Linked DNA regions of Homo sapiens: region 1 is linked to region 2. The links are chromatin loops, found by intact Hi-C in ENCODE. Cell type or tissue: PC-9. All regions are shown on one strand. Each heading gives the region's core, and the rest is flanking DNA. Links, peaks and the distances in the headings are about the cores only.

Region 1 (10,960 bases), core at 1,769-9,768, 250 kb before region 2:
CAGACAAATTCCTAAAAGATACACATCACCAAAACTGACTCAGGAAGAAATAGAAAGGATAGAACTATAATAAGTAAGGAAATCAAATTAGTATTCAAAAATCTTCCCACACCGAAAAGCACAGGCCCAGATGGCTTCACTTGTGGATTGCATCATATATATATAAATCCTTCATTAAGCCATTCTGAAAATAGAGAAGGGAACACTTCTGAACTTAGGATACTAATGCCAGACAATGATATTACAAGAATGTCCTCATGAGCATAGATGCACAAATCCTTAACAAAATATTAGCAAATTGAATCCTGAAATATAAAAAAGATAATGCACCATGATCAGGTGGGATTTATCCCATTAATGTAAAGTTGGTTAACATCTGCAAATTAATCAATGTAACATAATGTATTAATAGACTAATGGGCAAAAACCATGTTATCATTTCATTAGGCAAAGAAAAATCATTTGACAAAATCATTTGACAAAACCCAACACCCATCCATGATAAAAACTTCAACAAATAGGAATAGCAGAAAATTTCCTCATCCCGATAAAGGACATCTATAAGAAACCCCCCAGTTAACATCATATATAATGATGAAAGATGATATGGTTTCCCACTAAGGCAGGGAAAAAGTAAAGGGTGTTTATTCTTGCCACTTACATTTAACATTATACTAGAAGTTCTAGACAATGCAATAAGGCAAAAATAAAGGAATCAAAAATGGAAAGTTTATTCACAGGTGACTTGATCCTGTATGTATAAAATTTTAAGGAATACACATACACACACACACACACACACACCCCCCACCAGCACCACCACCACCACCAATTAAAACTAATAAGTGAGTTAAACAAAATTGCAAGATACAAGATTAATATACAAAAACGTTCCATTTCTATTAATTAATTAATTCATTCATTTAATTTAGAGACTGGGTGTCTCTCTGTTGCCCAGGCTGGAGTGCAGTGGCACAATCATAGCTCACAGTAACCTCAGACTCCTGAGCTCAAGTGATCCTCCCACCTCAGCCTTCCAAGTACCTAGAACTTCAGGCATGCACCACCTTACTCCACCAATTTTTCTTCTTAGAGATGGAGTCTTGCTATGTTGCCCAGCCTGGTCTCAACCTCCTGGCCTCAAGCAATCCTCCTGCTTCAGCCTCTCAAAGTGCTGTGGTTACAGACGTGAGCCACTGCACCTGGCTGCATTTCTATTATAAAGAACAAACAATCTGAAAGTTAAATTAAGAACCCAATTCCATTCCCAATAATATTTAAAAAGAAAAGACTTAAGACTAAGTTAGCAATAGAAGTGTAAGACTTATACACTGAAAACTGTAAAATATGACTGAGAGAAATAAAAGATCTTAGTAAATGGAGAGACATTCCAGTTCATGGATTGGAATGAAACAGAATTTTGGGAGTCCAGAAATAAATGCTTATATTATGGTCAGTTGGTTTTCAGCAAAGATGCCAAGACAATACAATGGAGAAAACTATTGTCTTTCATCAGGAACAATTGGATATCCACATTACAAAAAAAGTAGACCCCCATGTCACATGAAACACAAAAATTAATTCAAAATGTATATTTGGCCTCAGTGTAAAAGTTAAAACTATGAAACATCTAAAATCATAGAAGAAAATCTTTGTTACCTGGGTTTTGGCAAAGAATTCTTAGATACAACACCAAAAGTGTAATCTGTACAAGAAAAATCGGTAAGTTGGACTTTATAAAAATTAAAAACTTTTTTTTTTTGAGACAGAGTTTTGCTCTTGTTGCCCAGGCTGGAGTGCAGTGGCACGATCTCAGCTCACTGCAACCTCCGCCTCCCAGGTTCAAGCAATTCTCCTTCCTCAGCCTCCTGAGTAGCTGGGATTACAGGTGCCCGCCACCACACCCAGTTAATTTTTTTGTATTTTTAGTAGAGACGAGGTTTCATCATGTTGGCCAGGCTGGTCTCGAACTCCCAACCTCAGGCAATCCACCCTCCTCGGCCTCCCAAAGTGCAGGGATTACAGGAGTGAGCCACTGCGCCAGGCCAAAATTAAGAACTTTTGAGTATCAGAAGAGGAGATTAAGAAAAGGAAAAGATAAGAAAAAGAAAAGAAAAGAAAAGAACCATACTGGGAGAAAAATGTTTGCAAATTATATATCTGATAAAGGACTTTTATCCAGAATGTATCTATGTAATATATGTGTGTATATATGTATGTCTATTTTTTTTTTTTTTTTGAGATGGAGTCTCACTCTGTCACCCAGACTGGAGTACAGTGGTGCCATCTCAGCTCACTGCAACCTCCACCTCTTGGGTTCAAGCGATTCTCCTGCCTCAGCCTCCCGAGCAGCTGAGATTACAGGGGTGTGCCACCATGCCTGGTTAATTTTTGTATTTTTACTAGAGATGGGGTTTCATCCTGTTGGCCAGGCTGATCTCCAACTCCTGACTTCAAGAGATCTGCCCGCCTCAGCCTCCCAAAGTGCTGGGATTACAGGCATAAGCCACTGTGCCTGGCCCTGTATGTCTATATTTTAAACACTCTTGCAGCCAAATATTAGAATATAAACAATTCAATTAGAAATGAGCAAAAGATTTAAATAGACATTTCACCAAAACAGATAAACATGAAGTATGTGCTCAATATTACTAGTTACGGGAATGTGAATTAAAATCCAAGGAGACACAATTTCACACCACTGGAATGGCTGTATTTAAAAAGACACAAAATAGGCTCGGTGCGGTGGCTCACGCCTGTAATCCTAGCAGGTTGGGAGGCCGAGGTGGGGAGATCACAAGGTCAAGAGATCAAGACCATCCTGGCCAACATGGTGAAACCCCGTCTCTACTAAAAATACAAAAAATTAGCTGGGCATGGTGGTGCATGCCTGTAGTCCTAGCTACTCAGGAGGCTGAGGCAGAAGGATCACTTGAACCCGAGAGGCTGAGGCAGAAGGATCACTTGAACCCAGGAGGCAGAGGTTGCAGTGAGCTGAGATCGCACCACTGCACTCCGGCAACAGAGTGAGACTCCATCTCAAAAAAACAAAAACAAAACAAAAAAAGACACACAATAACAAGTATTGGTAAAAGTGTGGAATCTGAAATTCTCATATATTACTGTTGGGAGTGTAAAATGGCACAGCCGTTTTGGGAAAAAAAAGTGACAACGTCTTTAAACTCTAAGGAAAACTTAACCGTGTGGATCAGCCATGCTACTCTAAGGCCATGACACTCTAAGGAATCTATCCAGGAGAAATGAAAATATAGCCACACAGAAACATACACAAATGTTCATAACAGAATCATTCTTAGCTAAAAACTGGAAACAAGCCAAGTTGTCCATCAACTAGTAAATAAAATATGATACAGCCATATGATGGAGTACTTCACAGCAGTTATAAGGAACTCAATGCCTGCTACAAGATGGATACCCCCCAAAATTATGCTAGTTAAAAGAATCCAGATACAAAAAACTACATTTATATGATTCCAATTGTGTGAAATGTCTAGAAAAGGCCGATTTGTGGAGACACAAAGTTGATCTGGGGCTGCTTTGTATTGGTTGTGGGAGTGGAAATTGACCCTAACAGGCATGATGAGACATTTTTGAAGTGATGGAAGTGTCCTCAAACTGGATTGTGGTGATGATTGCAAAGCTCTCAAATGTATTGAATTGTACACTTGAAATTTTTTTTTTAATTATATACTTAAAATAGATGGTTTGTTGTTGTTGTTTTTCTGAGACAGGATCTTGCTCTGTCACCCAGGCTGAAGTACGGTGGCATGATCATGGCTCACTCCAGCCTTGACCTCCTGGGCTCAATGATCCCCCTGCTTCAGCCTCCCAAAGCTCTGAGATTATAGGTGTGAGCCACTGCATCTGACCTGGTGGACTTTATATGTAAATTTTACCTCAGTAAAACAATTTTTTTCAAAAGAAAATCTATTGGCACAGAAGTAACTTTTTAACCTTCAATAATAATATTTTCAAGAACAAGATTTATGTTGGAAATATGTATTAAATGATATTAGTATTACCATTTAAAGTTAGTAAATACTATTCTTATTCAACATCTTTTCAGCACATGTTGATTCATGATTATTAGAAATAGTTTGGTGACCTAGGTTTTCTTGTAGGGTTTTTATGGTTTTAGGTCTAATGTTTAAGTCTTTAATCCATCTTGAATTAATTTTTGTATAAGGTGTAAGGAAGGGATCCAGTTTCAGCTTTCTACATATGGCTAGCCTGTTTTCCCAGCACCGTTTATTAAATAGGGAATCCTTTCCCCATTGCTTGTTTTTCTCAGGTTTGTCAAAGATCAGATAGTTGTAGATACGCGACTTTATTTCTGAGGGCTCTGTTCTGTTCCACTGATCTATATCTCTGTTTTGGTACCAGTACCATGCTGTTTTGGTTACTGTAGCCTTGTAGTATAGTTTGAAGTCAGGTAGCGTGATACCTCCAGCTTTGTTCTTTTGGCTTAGGATTGACTTGGAGATGCGGGCTCTCTTTTGGTTCTATATGAACTTTAAAGTAGTTTTTTCCAATTCTGTGAAGAAAGTCATTGGTAGCTTGATGGGGATGGCATTGAATCTGTAAATTACCTTGGGCAGTATGACCATTTTCGTGTTATTGATTCCTCCTACCCATGAGCATGGAATGTTCTTCCATTTCTTCGTATCCTCTTTTATTTCATTGAACAGTGGTATGTAGTTCTCCTTGAAGAGGTCCTTCACGTCCCTTGTAAGTTGGATTCCTAGGTATTTTATTCTCTTTGAAGCAATTGTGACTGGGAGTTCACTCATAATTTGGCTCTCTGTTTGTCTGTTATTGGTGTATAAGAATGCTTGTGATTTTTGTACATTGATTTTGTATCCTGAGACTTTGCTGAAGTTGCTTATCAGCTTAAGGAGATTTTGGGCTGAGACGATGGGGTTTTCTAGATATACAATCATGTCATCTGCAAACAGAGACAATTTGACTTCCTCTTTTCCTAATTGAATACCTTTTATTTCCTTCTCCTGCCTAATTGCCCTGGCCAGAACTTCCAACACTATGTTGAATAGGAGTGGTGAGAGAGGGCATCCCTGTCTTGTGCCAGTTTTCAAAGGGAATGCTTCCAGTTTTTGCCCATTCAGTATGATATTGGCTGTGGGTTTGTCATAGATAGCTCTTATTATTTTGAGATACGTCCCATCAATACCTAATTTATTGAGAGTTTTTAGCATGAAGAGTTGTTGAATTTTGTCAAAGGCCTTTTCTGCATCTATTGAGATAATCATGTGGTTTTTGTCTTTGGTTCTGTTTATATGCTGAATTACATTTATTGATTTGCGTATATTGAACCAGCCTTGCATCCCAGGAATGAAGCCCACTTCATTTTCTTACATGTTATTTTAAGCCTCTCAAGTAAATGTAAAGATTTCTCTATAGTGAGGTTGTCTGTATGACTCTATAGAGGTTGTAGTCAGCAATACTTCAGACTCTGAAAAATGTGAAAAGTGAAAAAAATCAAGATTACTTTGTCAAAACAAAACAATTAATTTCTTCTGATTCCATCCTATTTCTTTTCTTACAGTCCTGATTTTTTTCTTTTACCTGACAATATACTTTAAAGATACTTAATATTTAAAATATTTAAATTATTCTGGAAGTGATGGAAGTGAATCTCTCTCTCTCTCTTTCTCTCTCTCTCTCTCTCTGTGTGTGTGTGTGTGTGTGTGTGTGTGTGTGTTTGTTTGTGTGTGGTGGGGTGCAGGGGTCAGCAGTGGTACCAAGGGCAGAGACTGGATGAATAAAATTGTTAAATTACTGGCTACGGCATGAATATATTCACGTGTTCCCTGCTGCTATCCAATCCTTTAAAGGCCTTGGCTTTCAGTGAAGAAGGGTAGCCTGACAAAAACACCTGGGTAGGAAGACAAACAGGAGGAGGCTTTTCACCAATGGCTTGGTGTTGCATGTGGGATAGGAAGCAGGCAGCATTTCTGGGCTTCACTGTGATTCCTGTGGGCTCCATGACTCATGGACCGTGAGTCATAGCATCCCACACTGAAGATGGCTGAGCTGAAAGGTTAGACACATTCAGTGGCAAGTTCAACAAAAACTTTGTCCAGATTTGCATGATACGGGTAATAGGGAGGAAGATCAGGCAGAAGGCAGCAGAAGCCGTCGGGCGTGTTTCATCCTTAGATGCTGCCGCAGGGGAGGCCGATGGTTCTGATTTTCCTGGCCGCCTCTCTGGGCAAGTGCTCCAGAGACCTCATTATTTCATTAATTCTTACAGTGCCCTTGTAGCATAAGTAAGGTGGCACCTATTATTAGCAACACTTTTGTTAATGGGACATGAATGAGTCCATTCAGAGTGGTATTTTATTGGCGGACAATGCCTTTGGTAGTTCTGGAAGCTTTGTATCCTTGGCCAAGATTCCTGCTTCTGTCCCGTCCAGAGCCCTGTCTCTGGAGTGTGCTCTCGATGGACAGAGTTTATAAATCGTCGAGAAGGGGCAGTTCTGCCAACTGAGGCGACTTGCAATTTAGTAAGTCTGTAGCCAGCAGCTGCCTCTGCGAGGAATCAAGAGAAGAAGCAGGTTCAACAGTGAGCAGTCACTTCCATCAATGATGCTGAGCAGGGGTAGAGCAGGGTGATTCCTTCAGGAATGTGTGGTATTTGAAAGTGATTGCCCCCTGTTTAACAGGGGTAAGTAAGATAAGGACACGTCCTTCTCACTTCCTCAGCCAGTGATCTTGCTTGTTAATTGGGAGTTGCTTGTTAGTCCAGAGTGTTTAACCTCAATTTTATTGAGATGAAGTTTACATACAACAAATGCACCAATTTTAAGTACACAGTTTGAGTTCTGACAAATGCATACACCCTTATAACCACCACCCCAGTCAAGATGCAAATATTTCTACTCTCTTAAATGCCCTCTTTTGCCCCTTCCTGTCCCTGTTGTATATAAGTTTACGATGGGACAACTAAAGAACTGAAGTGATCTGTAAATGGCAGTTGGATGGCACCGTTTAATGAACTTAGACTTTTCTGTGCTCTCCAGCTCATGAAACGGGAATTTTTGCTTGTCTGGAAAAACTGTTAAAACCCAGCAAAAAATACACCTCAAGGATTAAGTGTGGGACAACTCTTCTAAGGCGTTTCCCCCATTTCAATTAGTTCCCATTATTGTTAAGCCTAAAAGTCCTTCAAAGTAGTAATGGTGGGACAGTTCACTGTTTCTTTTTTTTTTTTTTTTTTTTTTTTGAGACGGAGTCTCACTCTGTCGCCCAGGCTGGAGTGCAGTGGCGCGATCCTGGCTCACTGCAGCCCCTGCCTCCCAGGATTCAGTGTTTCTTCTGCCTCAGCCTCCCGAGTAGCTGGGATTACAGTCACACACCACCAGGCCCGGCTAATTTTTGTATTTTTAGTAGAGATGGGGTTTCGCCATGTTGGCCAGGCTGGTCTTGAACTCCTGACCTCAGGTGATCCGCCCGCCTCGGCCTACTAAAGTGCTAGGATTATACTGTTTCTTGTTTCTTCTTTCTTCCTTTTTTTTTTTTTTTTTTTTTTGAGACGGAGTTTTGCTGTGTTGCCAGGCTGGAGTGCAGTGGCATGATCTCAGCTCACTGCAGCCTCCACCTCCTGAGTTCAAGCGATTCTCCTGCCTCAGCCTCCCAAGTAGCTGGGATTACAGGTGCCCGCCACCATGCCTGGCTAATTTTTTTGTATTTTTAGTACAGACAAGGTTTCATCATGTTGGCTAGGCTGGTCTCGAACTCCTGACCTCAGGTGATCCACCTGCCTCGGCCTTCCAAAGTGCTGGGATTACAGGTGTGAGCCACGGGGCCCAGCCACAGTCCACTGTTTCATGAAAGACTTGTGCTGAACAAAGTGGCCAGGCGGGAAGGTGCACCAGACTCCACGTACTGACAGCTCTGTGATTCATGCCGAGAACTCCCACACAGTATCATCTTCTAAATGGAGATGACCGCAGGGAGAACAAAGATGCCACACCCCAAGAAGAGAAGGAACAGGTTTATATTTTGACATGCTAGAAACACAGAGAGGCTGATTTTTCTTTTTCAACTTCTCATGGACACCATAAAGAACGGCATAAGATAGAGGCATTCTGAACATTCAGTGATGACGCACGGCGTTCCCACCACAGAACAAAAAGATGAGAAGTGACATCATAACAACCCAATGCTATGGTGACCAGCAGTATTCAGAAACAATCGACATCTGTTTTTCTGCCTTACCATGGCCTCTGCCCAGTCATTTTCTTTGAGGCTGTTTGCTTTCAAAAAACTGCTGACCAGGAGACGTCGTATGATGCCAAAATATTTATAAACTGTCCTCCCTCTGGGAGTGAGGGAGAGGGATACTATTGCTTGTTTTAAAATAAACCTTAATGTAGGGCAGGTGAGTGGCTAATTTATCCATTTATCTTTTTAACACGAAGAAAAAGCAGCCTGCTTTTCTGCCTGGTCTACAGTGGGAACAGTGGCTAGCTCACAGATCGTTTCTCACACAGCCCAAACCTTTTCTAAGTGGCAGGTCGGCAGCCCTCAGGTTGATAGTGCAGAAGTGCTAAGTGCATTTGATTGGTATCATTACTGGTCTCTAGTAATTGATTACTGTCCATGGTGAAATATTCAGGGCAAGCACACAGCCAATAGCAATCACTTAATCCATCATGGCTGTTTGTTCCTCATCTCCTGAGACCTATCAGCCACATGCTATCCAACCCCACCAGGCAAATTGCCGATGGCTGCTTTGTGTGTACAATTTACTGTGTATTTACTGTGTTTCCTGCGTTAACCAGAGCCACTGGCTTTAGTGAACAGGGGAAGGCAAGGGAGGCTCTTGCTTTCCAATGTCAAGTTTGCTCTCCGGTTCACCTCTTTGGCCTCTATTTTTGTAGAGATTCATGATTCATTGGCATTGGTTTTCATTGCTTAAAAAAAAAAAAAGTAAGTCGAACAGTGTAGTGGTTATATTAGGAATATTAATTGTAAGACTTGAGATAGGTTGATTGGAATAAGATCCTGGAGAGTTGTTTGTAATGCTGATTTTTTAGAAACAAGAAGTGGGAGAATAATGAATAACAACCAGAACTAATCAGTTTTGTGTGTGTTTAATCCAGTGATAATGACTAAAAGTAGTTCTGTAGTTCTGTTAAATAAAAAGAAGCAGAAATTCAGTGGCTACACCATTTTCTCGGCTTTCTTCCAAAATGCTTTATCCTTGGATCTTGGCAAATATGCCTGTCCCTGATGTTTGCTAAGGAACTGTGATACTCAGCCCAAGCAAGAACATAATAGGAGGAGGAGGAGGACAGCTGAAAGAAGAAGAATAAACAAATGACTACTACGTGTGACAGCACTCTGATGACAAGGGATGACCCTGTCCACAACGAAACTCGGAAAAAACCCGTTTGTATTTATCAGTCCATAGGAAACAATGAGAGCCATGGGAGGCAGAAAGCACATGCTGGTCTGCTCTTCTGCTTATCCTGACCCTGCTTTCCATAGAGCTGGAAGAAACATAATGAGGGCTAGATATCTGCAAAAGAGGATGCTCCTAGTGAACTTGGGAAGCCAGCAGGAGTGAAGTTGAGAAGAGAATGACGAGGCATGGCCTCAGAGACAGCAAAGAGATCTGGTCTGTTTCCATAGCCACTCTTGAAGAGATTGCATTCCAAAATTTATTTAATGAAATTGCTATTAGGGTCTCATTGGAGATCTTTGTTTCCTCTTCTGGTGTGGTTTGCTTAAACTCTCCCTGGTGTCTGTAGCACATGGTAGAATTCTAGCTAATTCCCCACAGGCTAGGGCAAATATGGCCATGTGTGTGGTGCCTCTGAAGGAGCCTTTCCATGGGCACCTCCCTTCACAGGGCAATCCCTAAACAGCACAGAATCTTAATCTTTGTTAAGATTAATCCCTAAATAAGGAATCTATGCATTCCTTATTTGGGGCTACTTAGCTAAATGACATAAACAGCTGGTTTAAGTGATTCACAAGTTAGTTGGGCAAGTTTCACTGTTGCTTACAATCTATTTTAGCTCAAGGAAATAAATTTGCACACCTAAAGGCACTGACCTTTTGTTGTATACAGTGAGACTTCAGTTGTTGCATAGATTATTGTAATAATCCTTCTGCTTATTGGCCAACATGTGATGTACTTTATGATTTGAAGCTCTTTAAGATTTGAGCATTCCTCCTCCAGAACTCTGCTCCATGGTCATGATCAGGTTTTCCTTCTGTGTCTGGGGTTATGTTCCTACGCTCACTCTTGAGTCATTGGCATTGAAAACTAAAATAGTTGCCTGTAAGAAAGATCAACTTTATTACTTCTAGACTTGGCTTGTGCTGTGCTAATACCTGTCACCTTTTAGGAAAGTTTTAAAACTCTGTCAGCTTGGCCTGTTTTTAAAACTTTCAGAGATAGTCTTTGAGGATGTCTTACTATGCTAAAGAAAAGCTAACTTTTGTGTATAGGAAAATATAATCTAGTGGTGTTTCCATGTCATAATGAATGTCCTCTAATCAAAAACTGCCAGAATCTATATTTGCCATATTAAATTGCAGAAAGCTGCAACAGCTGTCTTGTTCTGTGTTTGCTGTTCCATTTATACCATCTGTGATGGTTAGTCTTATGTGTCAACTTGATGGAGCTATACTGCTCAGTTACTTATCAAACACTAACCTAGCTGTTGCTGTGAAGGTATTTTGTAATGTGGTTAACATCACTAGCCAGTTCACTTGAAATAAAGGAGATTACCCAGGGATATCTGGGTGGGTCTGATCCAATCAGCTGAAGGCCTCAAGAGCAAAAACTAAAGAAAGTCTGTCTCAAGACTGAAGCATAAAATCCTGCCTGAGTTTTCAGCATGCTGGCCTGCCCTACAAATTTCAGACTTGCCAGCCCCCACAGTCGCATGAGCCAATTCCTTAA
Region 2 (10,960 bases), core at 2,078-10,077:
AGCTGAACCTCATCCTGATTTGGGGGACTGAGCCGGAAGTGTCCTCCCAGCCAGGGTCTGTTCTTGGCCTCTTCTCAGCCTGACTTTTCCCCAGCAGCCTCCTGCTCCTTCAGTTTTACTCATTTCCACTGATGCATTTTGTCCTGTTCTCTCCCCCTTGTTGTACGTTTTGATGTTCAGGACCAGAGATCCTTTCTCCAGTTGGTTCTCAATCTGAGCTCCACTTCTTTCCATTTCTAGACCCTCCTCCTGGTATTCAGGTCCCTTAGTGACTCTGTTTTGGGGTGTGAGCCTGTTTCTCTGAAGCCCCTGAAAGGAAAGTGATAGGCATCTTGGTGACCAGCCCTAGAAACCCCAGCCTAGGGAGTGTCTTCTCTTATGGCTCAAGTGCCCCAAACCTCAATTCCCATCTTCCTGTTTAGGCCCTGGACAATGTAAAGAGATGGAGGCCCTCTTAGAGCCTGTGGGTATCTGGAAGCTGAATATACCATGGGCAGTGTTCCTGTGAATTTGTTTTCCCATCCTCCTTTCAAAGGCCCACTACCTCTATATGTGCATTCTTTTTTTTTTTTTTTTTTTTTTTAGACGAAGTCTTGCTCTGTCCACCCAGGCTGGAGTGCAGTGGCGTGATCTTGGCTCACTGCAACCTCCACCTCCCGGGTTCAAGCAATTCTCCTGCCTCAGCCTCCCAAGTAGCTGGGATTATAGGCATCCACCACCATGCCCAGCTAATTTTTGTATTTTTGGTAGAGATGGGGTTTCACTGTATCGATCAGGCTTGTGTCGAACTCCTAACCTCAGGTGATCCGCCCACCTTGGCTTCCCAAAGTCCTGGGATTACAGGCATGAGCCACCACGCCCAGCCTATATATGCATTCTTATTACTCTTAGTAAGTATCAGTAATCAAATGATGTGTGCAAGGAATTTTTTTTTTTCTTTTCTGAGAGGGAGTCTTGCTCTCTTGCCCAGGCTGGAGTGCAGTGGCACTATCTCGGCTCACTGTAACCTCCACCCTCCCGGTTCAGGCAGTTCTCCTGCCTCAGCCTCCCAAGTAGCTGGGATTACAGGCACACACCACCACAGCCGGCTAATTTTTGTATTTTTAGTAGAGACGGGGTTTCACCATGTTGGCCATGCTGGTCTTGAACTCCAGACCTCAGGTGATCCACCTGCCTCGGCCTCCCAAAGTGCTGGGATTACAGGCGTGAGCCACTGTGCCCGACCTACAAGGAAGACATTTTTAAAGTTCTTCCCCCTAGAATTCATTCTCTAACTAAAGAGATGCATGCAGATGCTAAAAGGAAAAGTTTCTGTCTAAAAGGTGGGGGAAAGTTGCCCGCGCTCTGCACTCTTCTCCCTCCTCCCACCGGCGCCACAAACTCTCAAGTTACATTTCCTTCCTCAGTGATGCAGAAGGTGTGGATTTGGTATAAGCTTTAAGGGTTCAAATAGACTGGTATTTCCACCCTACAGAAACCATCATTTAAGGATTGACTTCCCTGCACATTCTGAGGACAGGGCTTCCCTCCATCCTCAACCCCTTTGCTTTTCCCAGAGCACAAGACAAAACCACTAAGGGCTGCACAGACTCAGTAGGTTCCAAACACAGGAACAGTGAGAAGCAATTGCTGCAAGCCTTGGGCCATGAGGGAAAGCCACGGCCGGTGGCCCACAATTTCTTAAGATGAACCCCCGACAAAAGCTGGCCTAGTCCAGGACAGCAGACGCCAGCAACCCCCTCCCACCCGATTCTCCCTAGGCTTTTTATTACCTTTACTTGATCAAAGGAAGGAAAGCAATCCGTCTCTCTTCTACTTGTTTCATAAAAGAAAACATAATCATAGTTTGACACATTACTTTTGGTGGGTGCACAGAAAGAATATGCTATATTAGAAAGGGAGAGAGGAGGAGAAGGGGGGAGGTGAAAGGAAAACAAATTGGCTGCCTGCGGAGGTCCAGTGTCAAACGTCTGCGGAATCTTGTTCCTTTAGATACTGTGGGAAAGACCATGGCAACGAGGGGCCCGCAGAGCGAGAGAGACAGATGGGGAGATTTGCAGCCCCTCCCTGGGATTAGAAGACAGAACAAATAGGTGAAGCAATCCATTTTCCAGAGCCCAGTGGTAATTTCAGAGTGTTGTGGACCAGGGTATCTGCTTCTCCTCTGTTGTCTTGATAAGGGGTAGGAAAATTTTTAAAGGGAAGATTTTTCATTTTTTTCAGAGAAGACACTCAGTCTCCAAGTTGGTGATATAAAACATGTTTTTACCTGAAACCACCAAGGTATTCTTAACTTCAATCATAAATTTTCAACAGTCCAACTGGTTGTGTACTGATGAATTATTTTGTTAGAAATTATTCTTATTACCATCTCTAGTTCAGATTTAAAAGGTTAGTGGAATACATGCCATGTTAATTATCTTACAAAAATATAACATACCATTTCTGTTGCAAACAAGATTTAGCAATAAGACCGAGAGTGATTTTCTGACTTTTTAATAAAAAATCCAACTGAGAGCTTATGCTTAGGAAATATTTAGTTATCACATTTGTTATGAAGTCTACTTGTCATGAAAAGTCTTTAATTGGGCCACCATAGAACTTTCGTTATTACTTGTCAGGACTTCTTGAAAAAAGTTGAGTGAATGAAACATTTAGTAGCAGGAGAAAGTTGGAGAAACAAGTTAAGGAAGCACAAAAACTAAAAGGTTTCTTCTTCTCCAAGTTGTTGTGGTCACATTTCCTGTTACTGCCTGCCATCTTTCCTCCATCCCCAGGATGTATTGTTAGGGCTTTGAAAATATTCACAGTATATACCTACTGTTCTACTCCCTGTCAAAAACCAGGTGGTATGTTTAAAATCCTGTATACTAAATTCACATTTAAATAAATTTAGTTTTTTAAAAATAGGGAAGACCAGAAAAACTAGCATTATTTTTACCTGATTTTAAAGCAGGGATCACTATATCTCTGCCAGGTTTCTGGTAGCCATGTGGACTGGGCAGAGCACAATAATAGAGAAGAGAAATGAGTGGGAGGAGGTGGGATCCCAGACCGGAAAATGACCCCAGATATTTGCACATGAGAATTCTTATTCTTGCAGGAATATGCCTGGCAGGTGCATTTGGCTTTTTTCAGTTCCCACAGTCAAGTGCCAAATCTCAGCCAGCTTCCCCTCACCTCCTGATGGGATTACCCCCATGGCTACCTCCCAACCCTTCCTGCCCACTTTTCTCCAGATCCAGCCCTGTTCTAATCTGACACTAGCTTACCTGACACTAGCTTAATCTCCTTAAAGTAATGCATTTAGCGTTTATTCCCTTTAAGAACCTGCTGTGGCTCCTGATGGACGGTGGTCGAGTCGGCTGGATCTGCCTGCATGCAGATCTGTCCATGGCCAGTCCCACCCTGTGAAGCTTTCCTCTCACACATCCCAGCAAACACCCCAACTTTGGGTGGCCACCTCCCTCCTTGCAGGTGGCCGCTCTCCTTCCTTCCTTCTCTTCTCACTCAAATCCAAATCTACACTTCCATCAAGGCTCTCAGTCAAGTCCCTGCTAATCCATGAAGCTCTTTCCAAGTGGAACCAGAGAAATGTTAGAGCGAGTAGAAACCTTGGAGATTACCTGGACTGGCTTCCTCATTTCATAAAGGAGAATACTGAAGCTTAGAAATGTTCAGTGACTTGCCCCAGGTCAAACACTGCCTAGAACTCATGTGCCTTGTATCCACATTTGGGCCTATTTCTACGCCATGCCACCACTCTGCCCATCCCGGGTCTGGTCAGCCTGGCTCTATGGAAATCGAATGGAAACAGAACACACGCCACACAGCTTGCCTCTTGACCAGCTGGTGTCATCTTTGAGCTTTTCCGTGAAGTGCACCTTGTCTCTGCACTAGGATTTCAGTCTCCCTCCAGGACAGGGGCCGTGGCTGCACTGCAGTGAGAGTCTGAGAGTCCCACCATAGCCCCTGCCATTGTGCTGGGGTACTGGGCCTGTGCAGACTCCTTGAGCAATAAAAGTTTTTCAAAAAGTGGGATGCATATTCAAATTGAAAGCAAACTTTAATAGCAAAATATACACGCCACACATTGTGTTCTAGTGCTCAGACTTCAGGGGGAGGTATACTTGTTTTCTGAGCAATATTTGCATGTTAGCCATGCAGTGACTTACTCCACATAAAATCCCAAGCAAAGCTATAACCACAACCCATGCTCCTGGGGGGTGGTATATCATATTAAGCAAGTGGGTTGTTTGCTTATTTGTTTTATTTGTTTGTTTTAGCTGTGAGTGTTCTTTAAGAAAAATCAACTCTAAGATCTGGAAGCTGAGACTGAAAATGACACTAAGGATATGCAATGCTGCACAGCTTGAAGGGAAGGGTCTGAGGCTCCATGTTCTCAAACCAGATCCCTGAACCTCTATTAGGTCAGCCACCCTGGCAATCAATTTAACTGACCTAGTCAGCCTTCCTTATCTAAGTCTCTTAGCAGAAGGTGAATCAGAGTATTCCAGACCTCTCTAGGTTCCTACCCAAGGTGTTTGTGCATCTGACTACAGGATATATTTGGGCTGTGTCCCCAAGAAACCTCTGAGAGGTACTAAGAGTGACTGGGACCCTGCTACAGCAGTGACAACTGTTAGTGACAATGACCATGGCAGGACTCTATGGCCATAGGGATGGCCCCTCCACATGTGAGCTCTCAGCACCCTGTACATGAATGTACATGAGGACTTACTTTTATTTATTAATGGGGACTCAGAGACCCCATCTTTCCTTCAAAATTCTCTGTGACTACATCAAAGAAAAAAGAAATCAAGATTGGCCTTGTCGACCTTTTTTATATGCTTCTAAATATGATTAAGAGGTAGTGTTCTCAAGGCTTTCTATAGAAAGTAACCTTCAGTACAAATTATCCCCTGAGAACCTAAGGAAAATAAAGAAAGGAATCTCACACTGGCTGGCTTTTCCCCGTGTGGTATCCTTGGGATCTGAGACAGATTTCAAGTTCAGTTTCCAGGTTTGTCATCCCCACTCACCCCTCCTCCACTCCTCAGCAAGTTTACAGCCATGTATATTTAGTGTCAGCTTCCAGAAAAGGTTTGGTTGACTTGAGAAAGGTTTAATAATTGCTGATTGAGAAATTGTGTATTCTTAAAATGGGGGAGAGGATAAAGGGAAACAGAAACACAAAGGGGAAAGTAATTATTTGGGCCAAAGTACAAGAAACGGTGTCTATCAGAGAAATGGTCCAAAGGGAAGGAAGACCAGAAACAGGATCCCTAGTGTCCGGGAAGCTTTCTCAGGTTGAGAAGTCTCCTGAACAGCAGGTTAGATCTCCCTGTCCTACTCCAGCATTAATCACCCTGCCCCTCCTGTTCTGCTGTTATCCTCCCACAAGCAGTCACCTTGGAGAGAAGTGGTAATGGTTGCAGCAGCTCTTAAAGGAGGCGTGTAACTTTAGGTGGAGACGTGTATATGTGAATCGTGGTTATGCTGTAAAGCAGCCTGCCTGGATCTGGGAAGCAGAGTGAAGGTGGGTATGAAGTCAACTAGCTAGAGGAGAAATTACCCCAGAAAGCTTTTGGGGAAAAATGAGGGGGTGGTAGTGGGCATTTGAGGGGATATCATGGTAAGGAGGTCAGACTTGGCTTCAGTTTCTGGTGGAAAGAAATTAGGAAACTGGTGCTACATCCCAGATGTTTAAGCAAAAATATTTATGCTTTTAGAAGGGATAGGTGGCAAAAAATACTTGGTGCATAACCTCCATCTTTGAAGGCCTCTATTGTTATAGTCAAAAAGGTGGATTTATTCCTCACTAAAAGTTTCCCATCAACTTCCCAAGGGCAATTATACTGTGCACAGGATAAACACAAGACGTATAAAGAATGTTTATTCTAGGGTCTCATTTCATATTTAGCTACCAACTTAACTTTTATCCTAAGCAAAAGTGGTCATTTGTAAACAGGGATGTTTTCCTTTACACAGCTGAGGAACTGATGTGACCGTTAAGAACCAACAAAATCTGAGCTGAAAATATAGGCCCCACCTAAAGTTTCTAACTTCCTCATTATTAATAGGGACGATACTAAGAGCAAACCTTTATGAGCGCCTACTATAAGCCAAGCACTGCTGAATCATGCTTCCCAAGAAGAGTTCTGATTAAAGAGTGAAAAGTTTAAGACGGCCAGGTGCGGTGGCTCTCGCCTGTAGTCCCAGCACTTTGGGAGGCCAAGGCGGGCAGATTACCTGGGGTCAGGAGTTTGAGACCAGCCTGGCCAACACGGTGAAACCCTGCCTCTACTAAAAATACAAAAATTAGCCGGGCGTGGTGGCACACGCCTGTAATCCCAGCTACTAGGGAGGCTGAGGCAGAAGAATTGCTTGAGCCCGGGAGGCGGAGGTTGCAGTGAGCCGAGATTGTGCCACTGCACTTCAGCCTGGCTGACAGAGCGAGACTCTCTCTCAAAAAAAAAAAAAAAAAGAAAAGAAAAGAAAAGTTTAAGATCTGTAGAGAGGATGATTTCTCATTGTTTCCAGATTCCTTTATCCAGGTTACCATGTGTATGTGTGGCGTGGAGTCAAGGGCTGTGTTAGACCTCTTTGAGTGCTATATTCTTTCTAAAACTTATTTTTATGCCCGTGTGTCTCCAAGTCTTTCAAGGTTAAGAAAATACCTGAGCCATTTCTATTTTTTGGAGTGCCCAGGTATATTTACAAAATGAAGAAATGACAATAGGGCGTTTTAAAAATGCAATGTTTTTATTTTAAAAAATACAGCATAGGGCAATTATACCGTGCACAAGATAAACACAGGACATATAAAGAATGTTAATTGATAATGGACTTAGAGCAGCCCGATCTAATAACAGGGCAGAATTTTTTTTGAGACAGGGTCTCACTCTGTCACCCAAGCTGGAGTGCAGTGGCACAATCACAGCTCACTGCAGCCTCAACCTCCCAGGCTCAAGCGATCCTCCCACCTCAGCCTCCTGAGTAATTGGGACTACAGGTGCACACCACCATGCCCAGCTAATTTTTTTATTTTTAGTAGAGATGAGGTCTTGCTGTTGCCCAGGCTGGTCCTGAACTGAACTCAAGCAATCCTCCCACCTCAGCCTCCCAAAGTGCTGGGATTACAGGCATGAGCCACCACGCTCAGCTCAGGGCACAATTTAAAGCTGTAAAATAGATGCTATTTTTCAATCCTCTCAGGATTTCTCAGTGACTATATATGTAAAACCTTGTTCGAAGAATATGTCTAAAAATCTAAACTCAAGGTTCTTGTGGATGCAAGGCCCAGGGTCAGGTGGTCTTATGCCCTGATCCCCCATAGGCCCTCACGGACCAGGTATGAGCCCTTCTCCTAGACTTGCTTCCTCTAAGAAGCTGGTCGTCAGCCACAATCTTTACATAAGGAGAAGTACCAATCCCAGATTTCTAAGTGTTTCTGTTTTTCATTCTGCTTCCTTGTTTTTCCCTGCTCTAAGTCCTAGCCTCCTCAAACCCCACCACCGCAGCTGGGCAGGCTTCTACTCATAGGAATGGGGGCCGAGGGTGGGGAAAAGGGTAGCCCTCCTCTCAGAGCCTCAGCATCACATAGTCAAACCCAGCTTCCCACAGACAGGTTCAGCAGTCGGGAAACCGGCAGAGCAGGCTGACACGGGCCCTCCCTCTCACGGCCTCTGGAAGGAAGGAAGGAAGAACATGGGGACACCAGAAAGGCAGCTTGTGGAAGGCCTCTTCTCAGGCAGTCAGCACTGATCTCTCTCAGCCCCCCTCCCAAGGCTGTGGCGGTTCTGGAGATGACGGCGGGAAGTGCCCTCGCCTTCCCTCCACAGCATGCCCTGAGCACTCAGCTTCCCTTCCCTTCCCTTCTTCCTGTCTTGTAGTGGTTGCAGCAGAGAGCTCCATTTGGCAGCGTGGTGGTGCTCTTGTCTATTAATGGAAACATTGGCCTGTCTCCCAGTATAACACAAGATAGGCCTATGCATCAGTTATGCAATCTTTGCTTTGATGACTTCATCAGAAAGGGTGGGTACAATAAGAGAGAAAGGCTCGGGTTGGGGGAAACAGTAGCTCAGGAGGGGGAAAAAAATCTCCCTAGCAGCTGAAGACAGCTGAGACTGCTCCCCCTCCCTATTTTTAAATCAAGGAAAGAAAGGTAGCAAACATATGGGTAAAAAAAACCTAATGGAGCAGCTGACAAACCACTTTCAGTCCATGTGTCCTGACAGCGGCCACTTGCATGCCGGCAGAGGCTGTGCTCGTCTCAGTGGTGCAGGTTTCCCAGCCCTGGTGACTCAGGTCTTCTTTCCACGGAGAAGACAGTCTGTGGAGGCAATGGCAGTTTTCACCCACCTCTCGAGTTCTTGAACTCCAAAGGTCTGGCTGGTTCTGGCCATGCACTGTGGCTTCAAGCCTAAGACAGAGAAAAGCCACAGAGAGCTGGGTGGTGCCACAGAGAGCAGGCTTGTCCAGGTAGACCAAAGAATTCTTGGAAGATGGTCAGTACCCTTCCTCTGGGACTTAGGAGCTCTTTGTGGCAGCAATGTAAAGCCGACCTAGTTGCTGAACCTGTATCCAAGCCCAGTTGTGGAAGCCATGTACAGGTTTTAAAAGGGGACCTGCCACTTAAGCATGTCTGTTACACCCTCTAGAGCGTAAGGTGGGCTCAGGGAGAAATAGTCCAGGTCCCAGACATAACCTGGGCCCCTCTTGAACTCTACATTTCATTCCATAATAGTTTAGCCTTATTCTTAACAAGCTTTTAAAAATAATACTAAAAGTAATATATATTCATAATATAAAATTTGAAAAAGTATAAAAATAAAAATCCCTTATAATTCTTGTCTAACAAGACTATCCAGTGGCTAGTGTTTTTAGAAACTGCTTTTTTCTTTTTTTTTTTTTAGTTTTAACACCTGAGGACATAAAAGAAAAAAAAAAAAAAACTGCTTTCCTCCCCTGCCTTTCTTAACTATATATGGTAAGCTTTTTCCTATGTGATTAGATAGTCTAAGGAGGCATGATTTTTATTGGCTGCCTAGTATTCATGGTATGGATGTACCATAATTTATTTAATCAAGCTTCTATTGTTGTACACTAATGAACTTTTAACCAATGTAGAATTGCTTTGGTGGTGGAATTAATCACAAGAAAGGGATCAAAAGGACTCTATAACTTACATCAAAGGCAGACGAAAAGCATAACTCTCAAAGTTGTGTTTCCATTGGAGGGACTTATGGTAACTATGTTCAAAGCACTGATAAGGACAAATGGTATTTTTGTTGCTTTTATCCCTGCAAAAAAGGGCCTTGAAAGGCTGACCTTCCTGTGGCTGGTGGCATTCTCACATTTAGCACTGGACTGCCAACTTTAACCCTTTCTTTAACATTCAGCAGAGGGTCAGCTCAGGAGCTCGGAGAAGCTGTCCATTATAGGGCCATCATTTTGTCATCTCCAGTTATACCTGATGTTGGTTTAGGCTAGAATTCATCCCAGCCAATTAGTCAGTTGAGTTCAGTAAATCTGTATTTTGCTGCAGCTGTGGCCCTAGCTCTGTGCTGGATACTGGGAAGACTCATAGTCTTGGTCCCAAAGGAGCTTAAAAGCCTTGCCAGGAAGGATGCCATAAGGATATCATCCTGCCAGGAAATGATCACTTGGAAGCACTTGGAAAGTTAGAAGCTTCTACCTCTCCCATGTTACTTAGTTAAGAATCAGTAGGTGTGTGTAATTGTGTATATACCATGATCATAAGCATAAAAATATGTTATTGCATCTGGGATAAAACTAGGAGGAAATATAAAAACACATCAAAATATTAACAGTGGTTACCTTTGAGTGTAAAAAATGAGTGTTAGCTTTTTTCTGTATACTTTTTTTCTATCTATACTTTTCTGCATTTTTTTTTCTCTGTACCTTTTTTTCTATCTATACTTTTCTGCATTGTTTTTCAAATGTTCCCCAGCAATTGGGCAGCAGAGGAAGGAATCGGCAAAATGTATATTTTTTAAGTAATTGCCCTATCAATTAAGCATTTAGCTCCTAAAATAATGGGGACCAAGACCTTTTTTTTGTTTGTTTGAGACAGAGTGTCGCTGTATTGTGCCCAGGCTGGAGTGCAGTGGTGCAATCTCGGCTCACTGCAACCTCCGCCTCCCAGGTTCAAGCAATTCTCCTGCCTCAGCCTCCTGAGTAACTGGGACTACAGGCACACGCCACCAAGCCCAGCTAATTTTTGTATTTTAGTAGAGATGGGGTTTCACCATGTTGGCCAGGCTGGTCTTGATCTCCTGACCTCAGGTGATCCACCCGCCTTAGCCTCTCAAAGTGCTGGGATTACAGGCGTGAGCCACCATGCCTGGCCTGACCATGACAAGTCTTGTTCCCCTTTATTTTAGGAGCTAAAGCTAGCACCAGAAACACAGCACTTCCCTCACCCTGAAGGATGCCCTGCATGATCAAGAGGTTTCGGCAGTAAGAATAACAACCACAAGCTGTTTGTTATGTGCCAGTCACTGGGCCCATGGTGGAGCTGAGTTTCTACCCAGGCCTGTGGGGTTCCCCCAATGTACACTGTTCCTTTCTAGAAGCTGAACCAAGAGCTTTGCTGGACCCATTTAGCAGCCTTCGCATTGGGCCCCAAGTTATTGCTGCTTCAGTGATAAGCCTCCTAAATTGATGAACTCTGCCTCAAACTCAATCATCTTGGGGACACAACCATCACACATCACAAAACAAACCTTTTAATCCAATCTTCTTCAATAATCTGCTGAGACAGAGGATATTAGATGGGGTGGGCCCTTTTGGAGCTCTGCTATGAATTTATTGTAAACACCTCTCCAAACCCACAGTAAAAATTTTTCTGGAAAAAGAAAGTTTGTAAAAGAAAACCAAATCACTGCCTTGACACCTGATCAACTTCAAAGGGAATTGTAAGGTTTTATTTTAT

What was found. Peaks named below come from ENCODE experiments on the same cell type or tissue, not always from the same donor. Only the 100,000 strongest peaks of a DNase experiment are listed, where the experiment ranks them.
Region 1: a loop joins it to region 2, with 3 times the contacts of the local background. A loop is called at or near these places in 5 of 110 quality-filtered maps.

Annotation. Positions count from the first base shown.
Region 1 is chr4:139,984,631-139,995,590 of GRCh38, reverse strand. All of the region lies in intron 1 of MAML3 (mastermind like transcriptional coactivator 3), which reads left to right. Among named protein-coding and RNA genes, the nearest start is that of MAML3-AS1, 140 kb to the left of the region's middle. In PC-9, for the core only: no CTCF peak of the experiment used is centred there; a DNase peak (open chromatin) is centred at 6,020; H3K27ac peaks cover 937 bases.
Region 2 is chr4:139,737,677-139,748,636 of GRCh38, reverse strand. The region is part of intron 2 of MAML3 (mastermind like transcriptional coactivator 3); the gene reads left to right. It also overlaps a transcript of MGST2 not described here. Among named protein-coding and RNA genes, the nearest start is that of MGST2, 77 kb to the right of the region's middle. RefSeq lists an enhancer at 7,691-8,191. In PC-9, for the core only: no CTCF peak of the experiment used is centred there; no DNase peak of the experiment used is centred there.